Linked DNA regions of Homo sapiens: region 2 is linked to region 1. The links are chromatin loops, found by intact Hi-C in ENCODE. Cell type or tissue: Caco-2. All regions are shown on one strand. Each heading gives the region's core, and the rest is flanking DNA. Links, peaks and the distances in the headings are about the cores only.

Region 1 (11,072 bases), core at 1,545-9,544:
GGGAGTCCCAGGGCATAGGAAGAAGGTCCTCTTTGCCCTGGAAACCCTGAGCATGTGTGCCCTCCCAGTTAGGGAGTGCCCAGTCCCTCTTTAGAGCACAGGCTTTTCGCTCTAATCCAATCCTGCCTGGTGAGCTTTCACAGCATATCTGGTGGCTCACTGTCTGAAGAGCCTGAATCATTGGCAATCCCTGAAACTAGTGACCCTTTCCTCGAGATGAGGGAGGGTTTAATCTGCCATGAGAGGAGGAAAATTTTTTCGTTTCATTCCTCTAGTGCAGCAAAATAGGGAAGATAAAAACAGAACAGTTCAGATTTTACATTTGAACTGTTCAGATTTTACATTTAAAATCTGACTATTTATATTCTGTCACACATATACACATATATGTTGTATATATGTAATGTTGACATCAGAGAAATACAAAGATAAATAGTAATGTAAATATCCCTAACCATTCTTTAAGGCCTACCTCAATTGCCACGCTTTGGCTTTCTCATTTATTCTGTCCTCCTTCCAGTAATGTTAACTTCTCCCTCTTTTTGTTCAATAGTGCTTGGTCATGCCTCTTTTAGATCACTTTTCATTCTGAATTACTGTTATTTGTATGTATATATGTGTCTTCTGCTACAATGGTCATCTTTATGTGAAAACCCAATATTTAGACAGAGAGTAGGAACTTTTAAAAAGAAAGGATGAAATGGATGTGATTTCCTCCAAAAAGTAATAACATTAAATAATAAAAGAGAAATCCTCTGATTTTGCCTTTCATTTGTTTGATGATTTCAAAGTTTTAATGAAAATAAAGTTCTGTCTCCCTGAAGAAATTAAACAATTAAAAAAGAGTGGCCTGGCCTGGTGGCTCACACCTGTAATCCCAGCACTTTGGGAGGCTGAGGTGGGCGGATCACCTGAGGTCAGGAATTTGAGACCAGCCTGGCCAACATGACAAAACCCCATCTCTACTAAAAATACAGAAATTACCTGGGCATGAGGGTGTGCCCCTGTAATCCCAGCTACTTGGGAGGCTGAGGAGGGAGAATTGCTTGAACCCTGGAGGCGGAGGTTGCAATGAGCCAAGATCGTGCCACTGCACTCCAGCCTGGGTGACAGAGTGAGGCTCTGTCTTTAAAAAAATAAATAAATAAATAAAATTAAATTAAATAAAGTAAAAATAAAAAATAGTCATCACTTACTTAGGGGAGAGTCAGTCACAAGCACTCCCAGCAATGAAGACTAATTCTAGCTATGCCTGTGAGGTAAAAACTGATTCAGAGCCACGTGGATGAGGAGAGAAAAGAGAAGGTAAGGGACTGTGGACAACAGACTAGAGAAAAACTGAAGCGTGAGGAAGCAGATGTACTCAGTGGTAGATTTGTGAGCTTCTCTGTTACTCATCCCTGAAACAGGCCTTGAAGATGTTTCTGTCCATCTGTAGCTGGAAGCCCCTATATGAGTTCTAGACTCTGTCCCTAGGAAGAAATAAAGATCCTCCCTAGGACCAGTTCTGTAATTCTGGACCTATTTCAGTAATAAAGAATATGACCTAAAGTCATAAAAGATAAGTTAATATGGAAGTGTGTCTTCTTTTTTTTTGTGGGGGGGAAGAGTCTCACTCTGTCACCCAGGTTGGAGTGCAGTGGCGCTATATGGGCTCACTGCAAACTCCGCCTCCGGGGTTCAAGTGATTCTCCCACCTCAGCCTCCTGAGAACCTGGGATTACAGGCGCTTATCACCGCACCTGGCTAACTTTTGTATTTTGAGTAGAGACAGGGTTTCGCCAGGTTGGTCTTGAACTCCTGACCTCAAGTGATCTGTCTTGGCCTCCCAAAGTGCTGGAATTACAGCCATGAACCACTGTGCCTGGCCTGGAAATGTGTATTTTATAGATGTGGTAGATGGGGAAGCCAAGTTTAATATCCTTTAATATTTAAACTAAATAGAAGCTTCTCTTTGGAACTATGGCCAAATGGAGATTTTTCTTCATGTTACTATGAACTTTTATGTCACATCCAATGTCTTCTGGCTTGCAGCTCTGATGAAGTAGCATAGATTCTGAGTTGGTAGAAAGGTTGTAAGAACAATGTAAAGAGTAGCCAGAGTGGGTTAAAAATTCTGTGCCATTCTCTCTAAGCCTGAGTCTTTTAGTTTTGATTAAAAAGAGCACAGTGAATGAATTACTTAGATCCCTTCCTAAGGGGCTTGCTGGCTTAGAGACCACACTGATAAAACAAGAAAGATTAACTACACTCCATTTCTGATATGTGGCCCAGACTCTCTTTGGGTGAATGACGAGGCCTAGTTTTGGTTACACAGACGACTGAGTAGATTTTTCAGGTGAGAACAAGTGGAAAAGGCAAGAATACAGTATATGATGTATCTAATTGTAATTTTTATGTATATTATCTAAAAATAATGGCATAAATGGGCATGCCTATCTTTAGTTTCTTGGTATAAAAATGGGATAAAATAGGGGTCCGAGTGCGGTGGCTCATGCCTATAATCCCAGCACTTTGGGAGGCCAAGGCGGGTGGATCATGAGGTCAGGAGATCGAGACCATCCTGGCTAACACAGTGAAACCCTGTCTCTACTAAAAAATACAAAAAATTAGCCAGGCGTGGTGGCGGGCGCCTGTAGTCCCAGCTACTTGGGAGGCTGAGGCAGGAGAATGGCGTGAACCCGGGAGGTGGAGCTTGCAGTGAGCCAAGATCGAGCCACTGCACTCCAGCCTGGGCGACAGAGCAAGATTCTGTCTCAAAACAAAACAAAACAAAACAAAAAAAAAGGGATAAAATATCAGAAACATTAAAAAATATCTATACTAAAGCAAAGTAAAATTTATAAACATTAAACTTTGACTGTCATCAGTACTTTTAATATAACTTTAATTTTTACATTGGGGCTAAGTAGAAAATAAATATTCCATTAAGTATTGGTTCCATTTATGCTCTGTAACTTTTCAGTTCTGCTCACTCATTATTTGTAGTGTTTGAAGACTTAAGGAGATAGGGTATAAACATTTGTCACTTTGGTCTATTCTGCCTTCAAGTAGCAAAGCCTAGATTATCTGCAAACTTTAATCACCGTGGCTAGGTCTTTATCTGTGCCTTGCAACTGGCTGATTCTGTCCCTCTAGTCATGGTCCTGGATTCCTACCACATTGGATAACTTCCTTCCTAGAGCAGGGCATTCCTCTACCCAGCCACCAGGACAACAACCTGAGGAGAACCCTCGGTGGAGGCAGAGCTCTCCTTTTCATCAGGTTGATCACTTGGTGATCGCCATGAGGTGACCACATGAGTGGTCACTCATTCATGAGAAATGGACTTAACCTTCGGAACTGCTTTGGTAAATCTTTTTTTTTTTTTTTGAGACGGAGTCTTGCTCTGTCACCCAGGCTGGAATGCAGTGGCACGATCTCTGCTCACTGCAAGCTCTGCCTCCCGGGTTCACGCCATTCTCCTGCCTCAGCCTCAGGAGTAGCTGGGACTACAGGCGCCTGCCACCACGCCTGGCTAATTTTTTGTATTTTTAGTGGAGACGGGGTTTCACCGTGTTAGCCAGGATGGTCTCGATCTCCTGACCTTGTGATCTGCCCGCCTCGGCCTCCCAAAGTGCTGGGATTACAGGCGTGAGCCACCGCCGGTCATATTGAGTTCCCACATTTTACAATCATTCACAGTGCTTGATACAATCACTTTTTGTCCTGAAGGAGTTTTGCCTGCTTTTTTATTAGAACCATATTTTTATTATCCAACCTCAGAGATAAAATACTTGCAGAAATTCTACCCTATCATGTTCACATCAATTTGCAAATTCCAGATACTTCTGGATATATACAATATTAATTCCACGCCATTTAAAGGACCCTTTCATCTAAGTCTCAAGTTGGCTGTTTGTAGTAATGTCAGACTTTCAGAAGAGGCCCCTGATAATGTAAATTGGTGTTCTTTTAATTACCATCATTCTTGCTTCTCATAATGTGAGCCTTCCATCTGGGTTCTAGATGGAAGGTACTAGTTTTTGGTGAAGATTGGAATTGAATCAAATGGATGGTTTGTTGACCAAACGATGAAAAAACAAGATAATCAGAAAAATTTGTGTAAATTTTTAAAGTGTGTTTCCTCCCTCCCCCCAAAGTGAATGAAAATACTTATTAAGTAAGGGATCATTGCATTCTACTCATACCCATGTATGAGACTTTAATTAAACAATTTTCTGCTATTAGATATGTTTCCAGCTTTAACCTATAAAGACTAACATTATGCTGCATATTCATGATTGCTGTTTCTGTTTAAAGTTAATTTTTTAAAGCATTAATCAAAATACTTAATGTTATGCTATTTCTGTTTTAAAGCTCTTATTTTTTTAAAGCATTAATCAAAATATTTCATGTTATGAACATAACATTTATTAAATGTAGAATTTTAAGGAAATGTGCCTAGGAAAAAAGAAGAGATGAAAAGTTGTTCATAATACCACTACTTCTAATGCTTTGGGGTTTTAGTATACCTATTTCCAGAATGCAAAGTATTCCTGTAGGATGAGTGAGATCTTGTGATACGCAACAAGCTATAAATTATATATGCAAAGTAGATAAAATTCCTCATTAAATAGTAAGCTTCCATTATTTAAATTTTAGCAAACGTTTAAATTATATCTATAAAAGTCATCTCTCTATATTTCATCTCTATTTCTCCCCAAGCCCCTGAAGCCCAGTAAAATTTATTTTAGATGTGGTTTATAATGTTTGGAATGACAGCTACCATGAATATAAGCAGATATTCATTAAAGAACAAAGGCTAGCAATCAAACGATTTTGAGATCCCTGAAACTGAATTCTAAAATTTCCTGGGCAAAGATGAAGTAATACAAACCCCCCAAACCTGCCCAACCTGGCCAGAGATTTCCCAAATGTCCCTGGGAACTCAGAGCTGCTGCTGCGTTGCCGACTAGTCCAGAGGCAGATCACTGGCTCACAGGAACAAGAGACAAGGCTGATGTGTCCCCAACTAGGGATTGCTCTTCCGTATGCATCAAGCGATGCTCGCTTTCCTCTTCCCTCCAGCAAAATGTCCAAAAGGGAGATTATGCCTGACTTATCTACTACAGCTTTTTAGAGTAAATAATGAAAAAGCTGAGAAATAACTAATAGATCCTATTAATTTGAATCTTCAAAATAAAGTCTGACAGTTTCACAACAAAGGCAAATGAGCTATCTCAGGTTGGGGAGGTGGGCTGTGATACCTGGTCATATTAAAAAAATCTTATTAGCATCTAAAACAGTTTTGGAATAAATAAGCAGGTTTAGTCCTGCATGACTCAGAACTGACACTGATCTTATTTTACATTTTACAAAGGTTTGAAAAGGGAGAGAACATGCTAAGACATCCAGCGCACACCTGACATCAGGCTCCTCTGCGCACCAACATGCTGAGCCAAGTGGAAGCTACAAGCAGATCTTTTAAAGCAGAAATGAGCCATTGAAAGAGCTTCAGTGTTGGTAAGCATAAGCAGACAAATGTAGGGAATAATGAGGTAAACTGTGCTTATTGGATTATGGATTCACAATAGAGTATTTCTAGCATCTTACTTTGTGCTGGGCACCCTGTTAGATGCTGTCACACATTTTTTTTTTAAACATAATCCTCAAAACAAATGCTGCAAAGTCATTTATACTCATTTTACATATAAAGAATCTGACATTGGAAAGTGTAAGTTACCCAAGGCCAAAGCCCGCACAAGAGGCAGAGCCATCCTGGAGCACAGCCTTCATGGGCCACTGAGTTAGAATCCAAGGAGAGGTGTGGAAAGGGCTATAGACTTCACTCCGTAAACTCTGGCATAGCTTTTACTGTAGCAAACACTGTTAATACATTATTTTAGACATAATTATGAAAAATGTTAGAAAATAAATACAAATTACTACCCTAGCCTAATAACACAGCACTTTTTTTATATTTAGAATTGTATGTGTGATCTTAACATACAACTTTTCCAAAAAGAGATGTGCCAGACTTGGAGAAGTTCCAGTGATCAGCAATAAAAACAAATCTGCTCCTAGCAAGTGGTTCCTGATTAACTCAGTGCATCCTGATAATATGCTGCTCGGCAATATCATCACAGCTACACAAAAGCTCAAGTTCCATAACACTATAATATTCTTGCATATAAATGTTAACTTTGAACTTTTCTGTTTTCTCTGAAACAGGAAATGAAGATCTGCTGTTTTTTTTTTTTTTTTTTTTTTGTCCCCTCGTCCTACCTGCATCTATTTCCAGTTATGCCTTCCTTTTGGGGAACCTCTCCGCCTGCTATAACCCAGTCCCACCTTGTCAGTATGCAGCGATTGGCTCAGAAGTAGCCCTGTGACTCAGGTTTTCAAATCAGCACCATTCACATTACCTGGTGTATTAATTTCCTGGGGCTGCTGCAACAAATTACCACAAACTTGGTGGCATAAAGTAACTGAAATTATTCCCTTGCATTTCTGGAGGCCAGGAGTCTGGAATCTGTTTTAAGGAGCCAAAATCAAGTTGTCAGAGGGCCACGCTCCCTCCAGGGGCTCTAGGGGAGAGTCTGTTCCTTGCTAATTCTGTTGGCTGCAGGCATTCCTTTACTTGTGGCCCCATCACTCCTATCTCTGCCTCAATAGTCACACTGCCTCCTCCTGTTCTGTGTGTGGGGTCTCCCTCTGCCTCTCTCTTATAAAGACATTTGTGATTGCATTTGGGGGACATCTGCAATATTCAGATTAAATCTCCCAGGTCAAGAATCTTAAAGTAATCACATCTTTGAAGACTGCTTTTTCCTCATACGGTAGCATTTGCTTGTTCCAGGATTAGAACTTGATATCTTTGGGTGACTGTTATTCAACTAATTATACTTAGGCAGAATTAATGAGACGAAATATTGTTTCTTTTATTCTGGATGTGGGCTCTGACTGTGTGAGTCTGCAGATATATTGCTATTAACAGGAGAGTACCTACCAGCAAATAGGATCAGCAGAGGGAGAAAGTAGATAAGCAAGACAGAGAGAAACAGGGGCCTGATGACATCATTGTAGGATTCAAGCCGACCGAAGTGAGGCCAATGTCTGGACTACAAATTACGTAAGCCAGTAAATTCCCTTTCTTGCTTAAGACGTTTTTTGTTTTTCTTTTTGCAAACATAAAGCCTAATATAAGTTACATCTTCACTATTAGACTAAAACTTCTGGAAAAGTACTCACATTAGGTCCATTCATAATCTTAGGGATTTTGGAAATTTTGTATTTAAACCCAATGCTCTGGAATACCCACATGTGCATTTTATGAACAGTTACTTTGAGTCGAAGACAGAGTCCAGGTCTTCCTGAGAATTCTTGTGAGGTTTATTTTTCCTCTTTCCATTGTCCAAAGATGTTCCTTATCCTGGCCTTTCATCTTGTTTTTCTTTTAGCATCACCTGACTCCCACTCCATTTCTCTTTTTTTCTCACCTCAAAGGTCTCCTAATTGAAATGTGCTGAAGCAATTGAAATGTGGTACCTTGGCAAATTACTGTCAGACACTGTGGCCTTTGGACCAGCTAGAAGCTTGTCACGAAAGGTGACAGTGTATGTTGGTGGAAATTTAGAAAAAAGAATCTCGTAAGAAATTTTACTTTGGTAAAGCTGTTTCTATGAAAAGAAAATTTTAAGAAGAGATAGGTTGTGAAATGGGGAAATGCATCTATTGACAGCTAAATTTTTCACATGAAATATTCTGAGCATATAAAATAAAATATACCTTGCAGATACAGAGATTTGGGGTAATGTTAAATAACGTAGGTTTCAAGATTTAATTTCAAGGAAGGCAGCTTTACAAGCCTTTCTTATGGAGTTTCTATTAACAAGATGGGGAAGCCTGGGCTGAATGGTTAGACATGTGGCAGGTGTGTGGCCAGGTGAAAACTCGATCGAAGAGGGCGACAACTATTGTTCATGCAGAAAGGGGTCTTTAGGGATGTGCCTACACCTCTCTTTCCTTTAATGTGTTTCTTAATAACTTCAGTAAGGCCAGAAGTGGCTTGTTTACAAATCCAAGCATGACACTAGCTGGGGGAGACACAGATTAACATATTAAAAGATTAAATCCAAAATGAACCCGAAAACCTGGATCTTGAACTAAATCTAATAAGACCAACCTTAAGTGGCCTCTGCCCTAGGTTAACATTCAAATTCACAAACAAAAGATGGGGAAACTATGGCTTAACAATACTTTCAAAACAAACAAACAAAACCCAACATTTTTGGTTAACTGCTTGCTAGATCAATATCAGCCAAAAATGTAAAAACATTGCCAAATAGTTAACTGGATCTTGGTGCTCTGGTAGACCACAGTCCAGAATCTGGGGAAAGATGCCACCTCTCAACTCCACACCTGCCTCTGTGCTTTCAGTGAGAAACAGGCAGACGGATTTGTTCAAAGGACAGTGACCAGATGATCAATGGCAGGAAGCCACACCATCCAAGGAAGCACTGAAAGAACAAGGACTCTTGGGAAGAAAAATTAGTATTCCCACATGAGTCATGGTATGTGTTTTCAAAATTTTAAACCATACGGAGTCCTAGGGCCCCTCTCTGAAATTTAGATTCAGTAGTTAGGGAGGAGATTTTCGTAAATGATCCTTCCACAAATCTCCCCAGATGATTATGATGATCAAACAGATTATTTTTAAAAAAAACCTAGATTATATGACTTCTAGAGTGGCTTCCAACTCTTCTATGCTCCTAAAAATTTTCATTTTCCAAATAACTGTGTGTGTGCGCACACATACACGCGTTGTGTGTGTGTGTTTTATATGTATCTCACATTGGGTCTATTAACAATCTTAGGGACTTTTAATATTTTTTATTTAAACTCAATGCTCTGGAATACCCATATGTGCATTTTATTACTATGAATATTTACTTTTAGTCAAAGGTAGAGTCAAGTTGTTCCTGAGAATTTTCAGGAATATATATGTCTATATTATATATAATATACATATTTATGTATATATAATGTATAATGTATATATAAAAATATATTTTATAATCCTCCTTAAAATTGTTTTATCCTCAAATACGTATTATATGCTTACTTTTTGCTGAATACTGAGTTAAATATTACAGGGTAGTGCTACTGCTTCTCAAACCCTGCTCACACCCCAGCCCCCAATCTCATGAAGGTCTTTAGGAAATGCACTGCCAACTCCCAGCCTCAGAGACTCTGTAAACATAGGGCAGGGCCTGGGAATCCATCATTTCTAAAAAGCTTCAGTGATAAAAGGCTTTCCAAGTTTGAAATCACTCTGATGCAGGGAACAAACTAGGGAAAGAAAATGGGATCAGTTCCTATCCTGGCACCAGAAAAGCTTTTCTCATGTCTAAGTGTGAGGCTTTTCATTTACTAAAGCATTTTGTCTTTTATAAATTGACAAGTTTGATTTCAGGGGCTTCAAGGGAGGAAATGATGCCGGTAGAAGCAACGGTTAGAAAGACTGACTGACATCAGTAGGTTAGTCAGTTACGGTTCTGCCTCACCAGGTGTGGTGGGTGTCAACACGTGACACAGGAGGCTCGGGGACCAGATCTGTCATTTGTGCTCCTTAATTGTTTCTCGGGGTTTCATTGCGTCACGGCCATTACTGCTAATGGAAGTTGTGTGCACTCAGCGAGGGACGAGACCCCTGATAATTGTAGGATTCTGTGTTTGAAAAGTAAAGGCACATTTAATGTTTTACACTTTCGATAAGTCTTCCTGTCAGCCTTATTAATTTGCTCTTATTTTGGTAGTCACTGTTCTTTCATATGAGTAGTTATTTTAAAATGAGAAAGGAACCTAAATTAGCATTATACATTTTAAGATGTACATTTGCTTCCATCATAAACTTTAATTTATACTTTGGACAAATAATTGTAACAGTTGCTATAAAATCAGTTATTTAATAATAGTTTTTACCACTATATTGAATGCAGCAGGAGACAGGCTTAATGGCCTCGTGTCCACAACAAATTTCCAGCTATTATTGGAACATCCATGCCTTTGAAAACTCCACAGGCCAGCCAAATTCCTACTGATTGCATTATTCAAATCTTGCTAAAGACTAGTTCATCACGTGCACACAGTAGTTTTTTATTGAATACATCTGTTTCTCCAACCTCAATTTATTTCGCTTTCTCAGATTTATATCACTATAAAAACTACTGTTATTTTCAATAGAATAATTTTCCATAATCATATTTGTGCCCCTTCATGGGACATCTGCAATTCAGTTTTAAATTCAGTTCAATTTGGTGGGTAAATGAAATACACTTAATATTTGCATTTGTAGTAGTTAACATAAGATTTCAAGGGGGGAAAAAAAAAGCAAATTTTAGACATACGCCAAGATAGTTAAGTAAGAAAATTTCAACTGGACTATGTGAGAGAAAATGTAAAATAAAAAATACCAAAGTACGGCTGGGACCCGGGGCTCACGCCTGTAATCCCAGCACTTTGGGAGGCTGAGGTGTGTGGATCACAAGGTCAGGAGTTTGAGACCAGCCTGGCCAGCATGGTGAAACCCCGTCTCTACTAAAAATACAAAAATTGGCCAGGCGTGGTGGTGGGTGCCTGTAGTCCCAGCTACTCAGGAGGCTGAGGCAGGAGAATCGCTTGAATCCAGGAGGCAGAGGTTGCAGTGAGCCAAGAGAGCACCACTGCAATCTAGCCTGGGGGACAGAGCGAGACTCCGTCTCAAAAACAAAACAAAACAAAGTACAACTTGATCTCTCGTTTTGGCAACTTGCTTTTTAAAATTATGTTCCATTTTCTTAAAAGTATGAATATAGCTTCGAGTTCCTAAACGTAAGATAACTTTGATTATCTGAATTTAAGAAACTCTGAAATTATTAAATCCAATTAAGTGAAATACTCAAATCATCTAATTTATTTTTGTATTTTCTGTAATACCCAGTGTAGCACTTTGCACATGGAAATAGAAGGCAACATGTGAGTGGATAAATGTAAGGATTTTTTTCAGGAAATTATTAAATCTTCTTGAACTTGAATCATTGGTTTAGTGG
Region 2 (11,072 bases), core at 1,476-9,475, 85 kb before region 1:
AAAGAGTTGTGGGCTGTTTAGCAGTTTCCCTGGCCTCTATCCACAAGAAGCCAGGAGCAATTCATACTCTTCTCCCTACAGGTCGTGAAAACCAAAACTATCTCCGGACATTGCCAAATGTCCCTTGGAGGGCAAAAGTCCCTCCTGACAGAGGACAACTGATGTAGTGTATACACGTGTTCAAGGCATAGGCTCAGGTATTCAGAAAAATGTCATTTTTCCTTCTCTATATTTCAACCTAAGCTTCCTTTGAAGCCACCATTCTATGTGATAGCTGAAAACAGTCATTTTTAGGCCTTTTCAGTTATGTCAGGTAAAGTCAGGAAATTCAGTGCTTCCCCCTTCCCAGTTCACATCTTAATAGTTTCTTCTAGGGCCTGGGGTCTGGAGGGAGGGGCGAGGCTGAGGGGCAGCCTTCCCTCTGTGATGGCAAACCCTGGGCCGCATCTCTCCTGTTCACACCTCATCACAGGGCCCATGGGCTCTGCAGCACCTCCTCAATGTGGCCACAGCATGTCCCCATCCCGTCCCCAAGCTCTCTGTTGGTCCTCCTCCGAAAGTTTCCCAGCAGAGCCTGGGAACTTTGGGCTGTCCTTGCTGCCCAAGGCCACAGACACTCAGCTGACTGTAACTGGCCTTTCCAACCTGGATTCTCCCTGACGCCATCTGCTCACTGCTACCTCCACCTCGGCTGGTGCAGGTAAAGATGTCTGGGACCCTGGTTGCCTTCCCAGAAGCAAACACAGAGCCCCTCTGTCCTGAAATCATGGGGCCTCTCTGGCTATTCTTTCAGGGCTCTCCCTTCAAGACACCCCACGGGCTAATCTCAGGAGGGAGGGCAAGACACCATGGGGCTGCAGTGGACGCGTCAGGGGGCTTTTTGCTTTTGTGTGTCACCCAGAGTCCAAGCCTCCTTCCTATGTGACAACGCTGGCCATTTGGGGAGCTGGTGGAAAGCAGGCCCCCCACCTACCTTGGAATCCTGAGAGATTAGACGCCTGGGAGTCGCCAGCTGGTGGGCCATGACCCTCAGGACCTTCCATCTGCAGCCAGAGTCACAAAATGTCAGTTCCTCCTGCAGCACCTTTCAGTGACATCCCCCGTCCGCCTCCGGTAGCGGGGATACCAGGGGCAAGTTCCTGCAGCCTTGGCGGCCTCGTTCTAACCAGGTGACTCTGGGAGGGGACCTTGGCGGGGCTCTCACTACCAGAGTCTCTTGACTGCTCTCCATCTTCCAAATCTGTGTTTCCAGCCTTCCTAATATCCCTCTAATACATGCATTTTCTCTTTAGGTTAGCCAGACTTCGTGTTTGTTATTTGTGGTCGGGCCCTGATCATGGCAAGCCCCTGTGTCCCACCTTCTCCCTTCCTCTCAGGCGGGGGGCTCTTCAGCAACTCGTGCCGGGGGGTCTCTGCAGCCATCTGGGAGGGGCTGTGGGAGAGCCACGCAGCTCTGACAAAACAGATGTGCTTCCCAAGTGTTCCCGTCTTACCCCTCCGTGAGGGTTATTTGTTTTGCTTTTCATTTAAAGCCGAGAATTTTATGTATTTCTTTTTGTCTGATTCAACTTTCATTTACTAAGATGGACCTGCTAAAAGACCTAAATATTAGTAAATCATATAAAGCATGGATGAGATAACAGGGTGTGGGTGTGTGTATGGGGGTGTGCAAGTGTGTGCGTGAGTGTGTGTGTGAATTTAGGAGTACATCAATTAATACTTTTCAAAATAAGCTTTCCATATATCATTTAATCCTCACCAAAAGCCCCAAAAGAAAACATTATTACCCTAATAATACAGAAGGTAAACTGAGGCTCCAAGATACTAAATAACATGCCACAGATCACAAAGGTGGTAGACACTGTATCCAGGGCCCAGGCTCTGACAGTCAGATTCCAGAGCCTGTGGATTTTCTGCCACAGCACATTCCACTGGCTCGCCAGACGCGGACCTTTTCCCTCCAGAAACACCGTCCAGGGAGTGTGTTGGCATCTCTACTGTCTCTTCCCGTCACCATCTGCATCACCAGCCTATAGATCTCACATTCATCCAAGCACTCACTACTGACACCACAGGAATGGCCAATCCTTGACATCCAGGGAGCAGCTTGGACCACACGGGTGAAGCAGTGGGGTCGGGCTCCACAGGGATCCGATGGTCTTCTGTGCTTAGTACCTACAGCCAATTCTATAGACGTAGCTTGCAAGGCCCATGCATCAGTTTCCAGGATCACGCGCCCATTTTGTAGCTGGAATAATGTCCTAGCTCCCGTCAGCAATTGACGGCTCACACAGAGAGGTATGACTAAACCCGGCAGCCATTCATTGTTTAGTCTACCCATTTGGCAACATTTTCTCCTGCAAGAGCAAAAAGACCATCTTAGGTGTGTGTTCAAGTCACTGACACTGAGAAAAATCGTCCCTGTGAAAGCTCTGGGGCGCCCTGAGATTCCATCCATCTGGAGCAAAAGCACCACATTTGCAGATGCCTGTGGTTTGCCTAATTACATTTTCACAAACCCTTGGAAAGCAATGAGTGCTTCAGCTGCACCACGCGTGTGGCTTAATGAGGTTTCGGAACCCTATATTATGAAATTGTCACAGGTTATTTGTCAGAAGGCAGCTGCCTTGGAATATAGCAGACTTAAAATTTGGGGTCCCCCACATTTTCATAACAATTCTTTGTTAATTACAAAAATACTACATAATTCCAATTACATGCAACAAGTATTTTCAGAGCATTCATTTCAAACACACCTGAGTTTTCAGATTTTTTGTGGAAATCCGAGCATTTGTTGTTCCTCTGAGCATCCTTGAGGGATTGAAAAGTGACAAAAAGAAATAACGGTTTCCTAATAAACGAGAGACCTTGAAATGAATTAATCTATATTGATTTCTTTTCCTTGTAGCTGTATTAACTGCTCTATACTCTAATGCTTACCCTTCTCACAAATTGTTTTTATCCTACTCTTTGCATTGATTATTTTTGAAGTGTATTTAATGTAGGCACTATCATCACTTGGTTATTATGGGATTGATAATGTCATGAGTGGATTATTCTTGCCCTTTCCTGGTAGGTTATTTCCCCTCCCTTATTTCTCTTTCTGGCTCCTTGCTTTATAATCCTGCTGTTGCTAATTATGAATTCTCTACACCAACTGGAGCATAACCACAGCCCCTGCAGTCCCCACTTAGGCCTAATAACACCCCTCTTGCCGAGTGGGCCTCCAGTCACCTGGAGCCACCAGGTCTCATTTAGAGCCTGGGCTCAGCCTCTCCAGGTGTCAGGAACTCTCACCCGTAGCAAGTGAGGCCCAGAAAGCAACTTCTATCATGCTGTGTCCAAAGGCCAAATGGCCCGGGGGTTAGCGAATGCTCATTATTTAGAGAGCTTCTCGGTCTTTGGGGGAGAGGTATGTGATTTTCCAAATTCCTTCTTTGTCCTGCCCTAGGGAGAACACAGCCTGCACGCTAGAAAACAATGAAATTAATTTATTATTCATGTGCACTGTACAGAATTTGGAAAATGCAGAAAAATAAACACATACACAAAATATTTGTAACGACATGAACCAGAGATAACCCCAGGCTTTAACCTCTGTATATATGTCTATGTATATTTAATGAAAAAGGATTATATCATTATACTGTTTTGTTGGCTGATTTTTAAAGTTAACAACATATTATTAATATTTTCATATGCCATGGAACATTATGCCAGATGACTGCTAAATAGTACACTGTATAACTATATATCATTATATGTAATACTTAACCAATCTAACGTGGCCTCTTTAGTATGATTTTTTTTTACTGCAAATTATGTGTAATATAAAAAGGTTTCCAAGGATACTTGTGCATATTTAGTTATTTCCTTATTTATCATATAAATATTTTATAGATCATATTTATACGATAATTTTCTAGAATTGGAATTGCTGCATCAGAAAGTAAGTTTTAAAGTGAGGGCTCTCTTCTTGACCTGGTTCTACCAGTTCTGCTCCTGGTGGCTAGGTTCTCCTAGTGCTATTTTCTGCTACTCACACCACGTTGAGCAGAGTTGTATGGAGGTGCCTTTAGAAACGCAGGTTCTGGGCCGCTCACCCCCATTTCTGGAGCTGCAGCCAAAAGGTCTGCATAGCTGATCTCCACGGCAATGCTTAGGAGCAGGGAAGTTCATGAACCACCCAAGCTTTCATGGTCCATAACCCTGTTGAGTTAAATATGTACCTGGGGTTTGTTTTAGTGTCAGGTATGGTAAGACGGCAGACGCAGAAATGACGGCTGTGAGGAAGTTTGCACTCACAGATCCCCACAGGCACGGGGCATTTTAAGCCCCACCATGCCAGAAAGACCAGGGATGGTCAGGAAACAAGGATGTGGGCACCGTGTGGCTGGGACCTTTACTGGGATTTACGAGGGAAGGAATAAGCCAGGCAGGGTAAGTAAGCTGAGTAGACTTAGTATTGGATACTTTAAATTATTCGAGCGGCCCAGTGCTATAAAGGTGGTCTCTAGTTGGCAGGTCCCTGGCCCTGGGGTGACATAGGGCAGGGGGTGTATTGGTTTGGTGAGTGAGAGTTTGATGAAAGGGTTGGTTGAGGGTGTGAGCTCTAGACTGGTTGGTTTATCAAAAGCATGCTCACAGGGGAATTGTTTGCTATTTCTAGGAATTAGGTAGCCCTGGAAGGGACAGTCTCTCCAGCATCAAAGCCCCAAATGCCAGAGTATCAAGAATACAGAAAATAAGAAAATAGAGTTTAACCCTCTATCTACACTGAGCCTCTGCTCAGAACTCCCAAGGCCACTGCACCATTTCCTCTTTTGATGACAGCTTCCTTTGGAAATAGGTATTCCCTAGAATTGAATTAGAATTTTGCCAGCCTCTCCTGCCTGATTACAGCTCCTCACTCCCAGAACTCCTAGCAGCTGGCACTAGACTCAGCTGCCTGTAACTCGCCCCTGAAGCCTCCTGACACCCAGAATGAGTTCCTATCAGAGTCAGCCTACAGCTTACAGAAGAATAGCTATGACTGCTGAATTTGCTTCTGTGTTGGTTCACCTAACACTAGGCACAAAAAAGCTAAAACACCCAAGATCAAAACAGGTTTCCTTACTTGCAGCACCCTCTATGTACAGGTCACCTGGGGGAGAGGCTGAAATTCTTGGCAAGATCCTATTTATGAATTAGCTGTGGATCTCAAATGCCCCTGCATCCATATAACTTCATTAGTATGGAATCAAAAATTGCTTCTAATTATGGAATGAATGTTTTTTAAACGAGAGAAGAAAATGAGTTTTTATCACAATCCTTGTTTTTTCTCTTTTGTAGGGAAAATCTAAAATTGGATCAAAAAGAAACAGAACTGTGAGCTTCCGACAGTTCTTCTTGTGATTGGATTACTAAATATTATTATTTCTATTCATAGTTTACATTGCTGCTGATAGAGCTGTTATTACCGGAAAACAAAAACACAACAAAAACCCTTTGAAATCTTCTTCGGCAAATTCTCTCAATAGGTAGGCGTCTTCCTATCTACTCTCAATTCTTTTCTGAGAGGTCGGCTAATTTTACCTTTTAAAATCATTGATATTTAAATTCACTGTTTTTTTTTTTTTAATGTTTATCTACTTGCCAAGAATTGTCCCATCTTTTCTTGAGCACATCAGTAAAAATGTTCTTCTCTATTGTTGAGGCAGCAACTGTTCTCTGTAGTTGGAAATTACCCCACTGGGGAGATAGGGGCACCCTCCCCTTCATGGGCAGCCCCTGCGTTTTATCTTTCTGTTTGTGAGCTGTGTTTGTTCCCGCATCACCCGACTCCCCTCCCATCTGTGTGCTGGAGCTCAAAGTTCCCTGTGTAATCAGCCTTCCCAAGTGACCCCGTGCCCTTCCCAAGCACGGCAGCCCCCGACCTGGGGGAGACGTCAGTACCATGGCTCCAGGGAGCGTGCGTGCTGCTCATCAACCCTCTCGGAGCTGGCAACTCAACCACTTGCCCCTTTGTGAACAGGCAACAGGTGACCAGGCCCCAGCAGCCCGTGGGGCCTTGATAGAGCTCTTCTCACTGTTCACTGATGTCTCACTGCGTGCCAGGCTGTCCTGGAGTTTCGTTGATGTATACCACATAGGCACCGTTTGTCTTTCCAAGGCCCTAGAAATCTGCTTGTTCTGTTCCAGCCCTGCGGGCCAGGCGCTGGGCTGGAGCCATCTCTGTGGCTCCCTTCCCACCACTGCATGTAAATCAGGGCATCCAAGGAGCAACAGAGACCGTTTTAAGCAGTCTCTGGAAGCTGGGTTTTGATGTAGTAATGTCCTCGTCAGAGATCAGCTTCTCTTGTCCTTTTGTACACAGGTGAAAAATTCTAAGAACAGTAGCCCCAAGAAAGCTTTTCTTTCTCCCTGCCCCTGCCAATATTCTCCCTGGATCGCTGGTGTTTCTTCTGAGCCCGACGCCGCACACTGGGGCCGCCCCTGCCGGCTTGCTCTGTTCCTTTGATGGCCACATGAATGTAGATTCCTGTCTATTTCAGCTGAGCTCTCTCTACAGACTTTTCTAAAATGTTAAATGCTGAACTCTAGCCAGCATGATGCCGTTTCATTTTGCTTCAGCCCAGACCCAAAATACTAAAGCTCCTACAAAGACATTCAGACTGTGTTTCAGAAAGGAGAAAAATAAATACAAGTTTTAGAACACTTTGCAGAAGTGAAAGTTAGATCTTTGCAAAGTCAGTATTGACCTGTGTTTAGAATGGGTTGAAAGATAATACAAACTGGATTCAACTACTGAAAATGTTACAAAAAGTCTCAGACATGCCATTATTCAGAGTTTCTAAAACGGCACGGATAGGGCTTTTATTAGGATTTCTCCCCACTTACAAAACGTGTATGGTCATGCCAGAAGGAAAAACGTGAGAGCAGGATCACATCTTCTATCCGATGCGACCGTCTCTTTCTTTACAATTATCTTCATATTTGGCTCTGTGAACACCGACAGCAATCATGTCAGCTGCTTGTTCTGCAGTGAAAAATGTTCTGCATGGGTTTCAGTTGTAAACAGGTCATCCATCTCCCACGTGGTCAGAAGGGGGTGTTCTCCCAAATTTGTACAAGGCTTGTTTCTCTGTTTCCTCTGAAAGAATTTACATGCTCAGAGAAATCTCTCTGGCTCATCTGCTGCATGTATGGAAATGCGTGCGCATGGAAACAGAACATATATTATCCAAGCAGATTGTGCTAAAACTAAGTGATATTCGGGGACCTGTGCTCAGGCAGGAAGGGAGTAGAACGCCCTTCATGGGGTTGAGGGTTTGTTGTAACATTTTGTTTCCTATTCTATGGTTTGGGAAAAAGAATGGGCAAAAACGGATTACAGGAGGAAGCCTGCTTTTCTGGAGCTCACTTGTTTGTTGCCTTGCAATGCAGAATAACTTTCGTTTGTTTGGGGAAGTGGGAACCAAAGGCTGGAAACCTGGCTTTTGCAGGCCCCTTTTGAAACGTGGAAGGGCTCTTCAACTTCTGAAGGTTTAGGAGGGGGCATTCTTGTCTTTACCACCCAACCAGGCTGGGCTGTAGGTGTTTTTTGATCTGACATCCTTATTTCTTTATATTTTGTTTGGACTCTGGGCTCAGTAGTGCTCTGCTGAGGACATTCGTATCCATGTATCCAGGAAGTAGAGCAGTTGCATTTTGAACAAAGGGCTTGAATACAAAACAAAACACCTATTTTTGGACAGGTCAGGTGGCTCACACCTGTAATCTCAGCACTTTGAGAGACAGAGGCAGGAGGATCCCCTCACCCCAAGAGTTTGAGACTAGCCTGGGCAAAAAATTTTAAAACATTAGCCAGTTGTGATGGCGCATGCCTTGTAGTACCAGCTACTTGGGAGGCTGAGGTGGGAGGATTGGTTTAGGAGGATTGGGAGGTTGAGGCTGCAGTCCCAGCGACTTGGGAGGCTGAGGTGGGAGGATTGGTTTAGGAGGATTGGGAGGTTGAGGCTGCAGTGAGCTGCGATTGCACCACTGCACTCCAGCCAGGGTGACAGAACGAGACTCTGTTTCAAACACCCCAAAACCACGTATTTTCTAAAACTATGGCTGTGATAACCTATCTTATTATAGCATATTCCATTTTTTCTTTTTTCTATATATTATACCAATAAGAAATGTGTTGAATAATGATGTTCTTTTTTATGATTTGTTTAAAAATTTTCAAATTCAACAAATCATTAATATTTAAATAATACACTAAAATTGATGAGATATACTTCATCAGATGCTTCACATGTGACTACATAAATTTTGTTTTCTCTAGGCATTGAGTGAAGTGCATCATTGCTACTTGGGGAATCACAGTGATTAGTGATTCACATTCTGTGGGAATACCCTTGAGTAGAGGTCCCTCTCTGGCCAGGACATATACAGTGTGCCCCGTTAGGGCCATGGCTCACACGCTGAGCTTGGAAATGACCACTCGCTGGGGAGAATGGCAGCTTTGCCTGGCTGAGTACTGAGACCCCGTCAGGAAGCCGAAGGCAGCCGAAGGAAGGCAGGGGCTCACGTGTGACTGATGCACAATTTTTAAAGAAGGGTTAAAGAGTTTCAAAATGTTCAGTAACAGATAGGATAGACTATTTCTTTTACAAACTTCCTCATATCCCCCCATCTCCTTTTCATGTTTCCTGATTCGGTCTAAATTTGGAATGGTATAAAGACAAAAGAGGGAAAGCAAGTATGTCTAATACTTGGATTGTATTTTGACAGATACCTGGGCTGTCTGTCTGGCTGCTACTTGGCTTCACTTCACAATATCCTCTGAAGAGTGACTCACCAAGACCATCATTTTAAAAGATAAAATAGAATGTCTTCTTACATTGGAAGAAGGAAATGTTTGTCTCTCAAAGTTGCTTTCTATACGGGCAAAGTAGCTACATCTAGTGTTTGAAGTATCAGACAGGATTAGGAAATGAATAACTTTTTATCCATACAAGAGAGAATGTGATTGTGAACAGCTTCACAATGCTTGATTTTCAGCAGTTTAAATGGAATCTAAATTGCATGCAATAAATCAGTGACATCTTTGATTCATTATAGATAATCAAGAGGAACCTCTTCTGTTTATTGGTGCCAACAGATTCAGATCAAACACCATAATCTATCAAAAGAAGGGAATGGCTGCTAGTTGAGGAGGAGACAGCTTTAGGTAATGGGTCATTGCCACCATATGCCGGGTGCTACTGGGTGCCAGGAACTTCATTACTTGTTTCACAAGACCCTCATGTGATGGATAATACAGTCCTCCAAAACGCAGACACGAAGCAGAACAACTAGGTTTGAGGCATGTGACATGGGAAGTAATTTACCTTCTCTGTGCTTCGGTTCCCCATCTATAAAACGAAGATGATAGTAATACATCCATGCTAGGCTTTAATAGGACCTATCTCATTTAGAATAGGACCTGGCACATAGCTCTCACAATAAGTTACCTGTCGCCACTGCAGAAAAACAAACTGAGGTTCAGAGAGATTAAGTAACTTGCCAAGAACTACTGAGGCAGCAGGTAGCAGAGTTCAGATCCGAAGCCCAGCGTCATGAACTGTGTGACCCATGCTTGCTCCCTAAGGGCTCTGGTGCCTTTCCCATTCTCCCTTGTGAAAGCATGCAATGGGAACCCATGGACACAGAGTCCAGGGATTTTACTTTGGGGGTTTGGGGGAGTTTATTGGTTGGGGGTTGCCTTTTTTTTTTCCAAAAGATGTTCTAAATTATTATGAGTGGCATTGGACTGTCTTTTCTGCATAGAAATCTTGGTTTGGTTTGGTTTGGTTTGTTTTGACCAACGCCGGGCATTGACTAAAGAGTGAGCCATCACCTTGTCCAGGTCTTGGTGTTTGATGAGAGCAGATGGTGCCCTGTATTGGAAAGGCTGTGGAGAAAGTCATTCAGGTTGGCATTCTCTGGGGGTGGGACTGGAACCTGGGAACAGCCCCACCTTTTCCACTAGTCTACCAAAACCTGCCCTTTACTCTTCCTGCCCTTGACTGTAAGCACCACTGGTTCTGACCATAGAGAAGCAAGGTCTCCAAGGCAACCATTACAATGCCCATGACATTAACAGAGGTGTTTCCATTCCTTCCCTTTGCAGGTCAGTCCCATTGATTTATTTATTCATCAAATATTTACTGGGCACTTCAGTGGCCAGCCAGATGCTACATTCTGTGAAGAAAGATACAAGAAAGGTGCAAAGAAAATATCAATTCAGTTCAACACACTCATACTGAACACCTGCTCTGCTCAGAGCAATAAGCAGAAGACAGGGGCATCAGAGTGAGTGAGCTCTGGAGGAACTCACATTAATGTGCCAGAGGAGCTATATCTGGAAGCAGGGCTAAGTCCTGTAAGAAATATTTTTCCAAAATGTTGCATGACTTTATAAGAGGGAGAGATCATTTCTTATTGGAGAGATAATAGGGAGCAGGAACTGGAAATATAGTAGGTTCCTGGAGGAAGTAAAATGTGAGCTGGACCCCATGGACCCAACCAGCTAACTGTGACATTGTGGGTATTTGAGAGCCAACATAGGCCCCAGGCAACAGTGCAGGACAAACACTGGCCAAAAACCAGCAGTGCATGTATCTGTCCTGCACTTCATCAGTCAACCAATTTGTTGGCCACCTGCAATGTGCCAACATTCTTAGTTACTCAGGAGACAGCACTAAACAATATGCATTCCTTGACCTCATAAAGTTTCTTGAAACATAATCAGAGTTAACATTGCCTGAGTGCTTAAGAGTCAAGCACTGCCTAACCATTGCTGTCCAACAGAAATACCGTGTAAGCCACATATATAATTTTCAGTTTTCTTTCTTTCTTTTTTTTTTTTTTTGTGACAGAGTCTTGCTCTGTCACCCAGGCTGGAGGGCAATGGCACGATCTCGGCTCACTGCAAGCTCTGCCTCCTGGGTTCACACCATTCTCCTGCCTCAGCCTCCCGAGTAGCTGGGACTGCAGGCGCCTGCCACCATGCCCGGCTAATTTTTTGTATTTTTAGTAGAGACGGGGTTTCACCGTGT

The links. Peaks named below come from ENCODE experiments on the same cell type or tissue, not always from the same donor. Only the 100,000 strongest peaks of a DNase experiment are listed, where the experiment ranks them.
Region 2: it touches region 1 in a loop (2.0-fold over the local background); 8 of 110 quality-filtered maps call a loop at or near these places.

Annotation. Positions count from the first base shown.
Region 1 is chr18:7,538,850-7,549,921 of GRCh38, forward strand. No RefSeq gene overlaps it. Among named protein-coding and RNA genes, the nearest start is that of PTPRM, 23 kb to the right of the region's middle. In Caco-2, for the core only: no CTCF peak of the experiment used is centred there; no DNase peak of the experiment used is centred there.
Region 2 is chr18:7,454,111-7,465,182 of GRCh38, forward strand. It overlaps LOC112577592 (a long non-coding RNA gene), which reads right to left and starts at 7,025. Exons shown (of 2, transcript NR_172881.1): 1 at 6,880-7,025; 2 at 1,732-2,357. In Caco-2, for the core only: no CTCF peak of the experiment used is centred there; DNase peaks (open chromatin) are centred at 3,331 and 5,901.